Regions from separate parts of the Homo sapiens genome. Here region 1 is linked to region 2. A link is a loop called in an ENCODE intact Hi-C map of the cell type or tissue named here. Cell type or tissue: HCT116. All regions are shown on one strand. Region 1 overlaps PPP1R9B (protein phosphatase 1 regulatory subunit 9B). Region 2 overlaps COL1A1 (collagen type I alpha 1 chain).

Region 1 (2,500 bases), 58 kb after region 2:
TCATCCTCCCAAGTAACTGGGACTACAGGCACGTGCCACCATGCCCAGCTAATTTTTCTTTTTATTGTTTGTAGAGATGAGTTCTCACTATGTACTCAGGCTGGGGAGCCTGGAGTTTCTGATGGGAGGAGGCTACCTCTACCCTCGCTCCTCGGTTCCCCTGTGACCCCTTAACCAATGTCACTCCGCTAGGATCCAGGTGAATGATCTCCTGGTGGAGGTGGATGGAACAAGTCTGGTGGGAGTGACCCAGAGCTTCGCGGCGTCTGTGCTCCGGAACACCAAGGGCCGAGTGCGGTGAGAGCCCAGAGGGGTGGGGCGTGGGAGCGGGCAGGAGGTCCTCGTCCAGGCACTCCGTTCACCTGCCTTAACAGCCAGTTAAGGTTCTGGTGGCCCAGCTCACAGAGGTTCTGCTGACTCCTTGGCTGCAGGAGTTGCTGTGCCTGGAGTCCCTCGCCTCACACCTGCCTTCTCATCCCAGCTCCCTGGCAACAGCTGGCCACCAGTACTCAGCCTTCCTGGCCCACTGTCCACCAGCCCTCCAAACTGTCCTCTAGGGCTTCTTCTCCTTCCCCCTACCTGTCCCTGACTCACTGACTGAAGAACCAGGACGTCCAGGGTGAATGCTAACCATATTGGGGTCCCCTCATTGGGACCTCATGCCCCCCACCCCGACCAGCCCTATGTCATCCTGGGAAGACTCCGCCCCAGGCCTGTAACCAAGGGGACTGGATCAGAAGCTCCCTGTGTCCACTCTACCTTTGGCTTAACATTCAGGGATCACTCCCTGCCCCCCTGCAAGAGGGGTACTACCCCCAGGAAAGGGTGGTGGAGAGAAACAGGATGTGGGTGGCCACCGGGAGGAGGGGCTGGTGCCTGGAAGTTCCACTATTTCCTCTCCATCCTAATCTCCAGTTGCCATCATCCCGCCCCTTCCTGAAGCTCAGGGGCTTGGAGCATACCCAAGAAACACCTCCGCAGCCCATCCCTGCTGGGAGGGTCATCTTCACCTTTCCCTGCCTCATTTTCTCCCCTGTGGCAGGGGAAGAGCCTCCTCAGTGCATGTCCCCTGCAGCACAGCCTAGAGGTGGGCTGACATTCTCCCTCCCGCAATACTGGCCAGAGGGGTGAATGGGCCTTCCTGCCTCCCTTGGGAAGGAAACCTGATAAGGGCCCTCATTCCCCCATTCATTATTAACACTGCAGCCTTCGGACTCAGCCCTCTCATCTCTCCTCCCCTGGGAGGGCCTGAGTTTGGAGAGGGGAGCATCAGCAGGGAGGATGATGCATTACCTGGCTGAGGACAGAGGCAGCGGATGATGCCGGTGCCCCTGCAGGTTTATGATTGGCCGGGAGCGGCCGGGAGAGCAGAGCGAAGTGGCCCAGCTAATTCAGCAGACTTTGGAACAGGAGCGATGGCAGCGGGAGATGATGGAGCAGAGATACGCCCAGTATGGGGAGGATGACGAGGAGGTAGGGAGTCCCTGCCTGGCTGGCCGCGTGGTCGCCCCCTGGTGGCTAGATGAAGCATTACAGTCATCTGCCTCTACTGCTTCCCCTGCCCTAGTAAAAAGCCCACAGTGCCATTCCCTGTCCTCCAGTCACACTCTTTGTCTTCAGAGGCCGGACAAGGAATACACAGTCCTCTCAAAGAGCCCCCAGTCTGCGGGGAGAGCATAGCCCCTAATCTTGGGGGACCTAATCTGAAAGGGAGATAGATCCAGAAGGGGAAAGATAGTACAGGCTGTTTCTTCAGAGACCCAGGCTGATGAGGAACTGACCCCCTCTGTCATCAGGGGACTACCAGGCTGTTGGGGGAAGACATAAACCGTGTCTCTGGTCCAGCCTCAGGCTGAAGTGGGAGGCATGAACCACATTCCTGGGTAGCTCTCTGTCTGGCATGGGCAACTGGTCCCAGCCCTGGTCATCAGGGCTGAGGGCAGCTGGGTGGGGTGGGCCCACAGTCTCCGGTCTCCCTTCGCAGACGGGAGAGTATGCCACTGACGAGGATGAGGAGCTGAGCCCCACGTTCCCGGGTGGTGAGATGGCCATCGAGGTGTTTGAGCTAGCGGAGAACGAGGATGCACTGTCCCCTGTGGACATGGAGCCCGAGAAGCTGGTGCACAAGTTCAAGGAGGTGGGAGGAGGGGCTCCCTGGAGTGGTGGAGGGAAAGGCAGGCAGGTCTCCTGCCCTTGGCACTGCCTGCCCCACCCTGCTGGAGCTGAGTGCCTGCCCCTCTGCCCAACAGCTCCAGATCAAGCATGCGGTCACTGAGGCAGAGATCCAGCAGCTGAAAAGAAAGGTAAGGGTGCGTATGTGTGTGCTTTTGCGTGCGTGCATGTGTGTGTTGAGGAGCAGGGTCCCCCTACCCTCACACCTGCACATGCTGACACTTAGGCACAGGTACCCACAGAACAAGCTGCTCTAAAGCAAGATGATATGATAGATACGATATTAAGAGCTTAAGCTCTGGATCCATCTGCTCCAGCATCACTTGCT
Region 2 (2,500 bases):
GTGACGAGACCAAGAACTGCCCCGGCGCCGAAGTCCCCGAGGGCGAGTGCTGTCCCGTCTGCCCCGACGGCTCAGGTGCGGCTGCGCTCGGGGCCTGGGGCCTGGGGCCTGGGGCCTGGGGCCTGGGGCTGGGGCTGGGGGTGGTCGGCGCTCGCTGGCCCTCCGTGCTGGAGGCCTCTGCCGACGGGAGCAGCATTAGCAAACCTTGGCTCTAACGCGCGTCTCTTCGTCCCCTAGAGTCACCCACCGACCAAGAAACCACCGGCGTCGAGGTAATCTCCTGCCCTCGAATTTTGCCCCTGCGCGGCCCGTGACTCCTCACAGTCCTCCCTTCTCTAACCTGGCCTCTTGTTTCTTCTCCCCCAATCCCACAGGGACCCAAGGGAGACACTGGCCCCCGAGGCCCAAGGGTAAGCGTTGCACTCTGGGCTGTGGGGGGCTGCAGGTGGGCATGGCTCTCGGCCCCACGCTCACCCCGGCCCCGCCCTCTCCCCCTGCAGGGACCCGCAGGCCCCCCTGGCCGAGATGGCATCCCTGGACAGCCTGGACTTCCCGGACCCCCCGGACCCCCCGGACCTCCCGGACCCCCTGGCCTCGGAGGAGTAAGTGGAGAGGCCTTGTGTGTCCACTCTCCCCTGTTTTGTTTTTGTTTTTTGGCAGATGACATAATTTTATACTTTGAAATAATTTCAAACTTACAGAAAAGTTGCAAGAATCCTACAGGAAACTCTCACATACCCTTCACAGTTTGTGACATGTGCTTTATTAGTCTCTGTTTATGTATATGTATCTTTTTTTTTCTGAACTGTTTGAGCAAGTTGCTAACATCAGGCTCTTTTGCGCCTAAATACTTAGGTGTGTTTTTCCTAAAAACAAGAGCATTCTCTTAACTGACCTACACAATGATTAAATTCACTCTCTAATGTGCAGTCCGTATTCAAAGTTCACCGATGTCCCGATAATGTCCTTTATAGATTCCACCCCCCACCACCCCAATCTGGGATCCAGTCCAGGATTATGTATTGCGTTTAATCATCATGTCTCTAGTTTCCACAAATGTAGAACGTTCCTCAGACTTTCTTTGTCTTTAGTGGCACTGGGAGTTTTGATGAGTCCAGTTGTTTTGCAGACTGTCCCTCAATTTGGGATTGTCTCATTAGATTAGATGCAGGGATGCATCTTTGCAGGAATGTCTTAAAAGCAATGTTATTCTTCTCAGCACATCACACCAGGAAGTGCATGATGTCAGTTTCTTCCATCCTCAGTGCCGTCTTCTGCCTTTCAATTCACTGTCCTCACTCTGACTTCTCTTGTTTGTTCTAGAACTTTGCTCCCCAGCTGTCTTATGGCTATGATGAGAAATCAACCGGAGGAATTTCCGTGCCTGGCCCCATGGTGAGCCAGCAGGGGGAGCATGGATGACAGAAGAGAGAATGGGTATCCAGAGGAGGTGGGCATAGGCGGCTGGTATAGACAGCTTGGGAGGTCCAGATCACCTTTGGGACCTCAGAGTCCAGAAAGGATGCAGGACGACTGGGTGGTCCCAACAGGCATGAATGACTACATCCACATGCTTTCCTACAGAGGGATCACCATGACCCCCCTTTCTTCTCCCTCTATAGGGTCCCTCTGGTCCTCGTGGTCTCCCTGGCCCCCCTGGTGCACCTGTGAGTATCCAGGACGTCTTCATATGCCTCCTTGGGCTTTGGTCTTTTGGAGGGAAGACTGGGATGAGGGCAGGAGAGATGCTCAGAGATCTCTTGGTAAGATTGGAGAAGGTTGACAGGGACTTGTCTTCTAACCCATCTTTTTCCTTCTTCTCAAGGGTCCCCAAGGCTTCCAAGGTCCCCCTGGTGAGCCTGGCGAGCCTGGAGCTTCAGTAAGCACTCTCTATACAGATTCATACTCCTTCTACAAACACACAGACTCTCCTATAGAAGAACTCCCAGGCCTGGGGTCTTCCTTACCTCTTCCCTTCAATCCCAGCCTTCCCCTTCTTTTTTTCTTATCCATATTCTAACCACCTCTTCTATCTTTTCTAGGGTCCCATGGGTCCCCGAGGTCCCCCAGGTCCCCCTGGAAAGAATGGAGATGATGTAAGTATCCCCAGCAAGAAGATACCATCTGACCCCATGGCCTCCATGGGTTGGGTCCTGCAATTTCCACTCCACCACATTTGGGAACGATACTCAGAGGAAGGAGGGCAAGTCCTCTCTGATGCACGGACTGCCCTGGAACAATGATCTTTTCGCTTAGTGAGATGATTCCATGTCCCCAACAAAGTGACTGTTCTCCTCACCCCAGCCACCTTAGAGCAATCCCCAACCCCATCCCTTTGGGGAAATTGGTGCGCAGATGGTGAAATTAAAATGCTGGTGACAGAAGTAGACAGAAATTCCTTTAGAGGCACTCAGATTTCACCAAACGAAGGTTTCACTGTAGATTTAAACTGAGCTCTAGATTCAAAGATAAGATTCTGGGCCCCCAAACCTGACCTGCA

The links. Peaks named below come from ENCODE experiments on the same cell type or tissue, not always from the same donor. Only the 100,000 strongest peaks of a DNase experiment are listed, where the experiment ranks them.
Region 1: a loop joins it to region 2, with 9 times the contacts of the local background. A loop is called at or near these places in 12 of 110 quality-filtered maps.

Annotation. Positions count from the first base shown.
Region 1 is chr17:50,139,066-50,141,565 of GRCh38, reverse strand. PPP1R9B (protein phosphatase 1 regulatory subunit 9B) reads left to right here. Exons shown (of 10, transcript NM_032595.5): 4 at 193-297; 5 at 1,338-1,473; 6 at 1,985-2,137; 7 at 2,250-2,303. Among named protein-coding and RNA genes, the nearest start is that of SAMD14, 10 kb to the right of the region's middle. In HCT116, CTCF peaks have their summits at 1,337 and 1,540 (motif pointing left); a DNase peak (open chromatin) is centred at 1,465; H3K27ac peaks cover 1,321 bases.
Region 2 is chr17:50,197,328-50,199,827 of GRCh38, reverse strand. COL1A1 (collagen type I alpha 1 chain) reads left to right here. Exons shown (of 51, transcript NM_000088.4): 2 at 1-75; 3 at 238-272; 4 at 375-410; 5 at 501-602; 6 at 1,324-1,395; 7 at 1,623-1,667; 8 at 1,826-1,879; 9 at 2,043-2,096. Among named protein-coding and RNA genes, the nearest start is that of COL1A1, 3.1 kb to the left of the region's middle. RefSeq lists an enhancer at 2,288-2,500. In HCT116, a CTCF peak has its summit at 1,409 (motif pointing right); a DNase peak (open chromatin) is centred at 1,387; H3K4me3 peaks cover 1,060 bases; H3K27ac peaks cover 470 bases.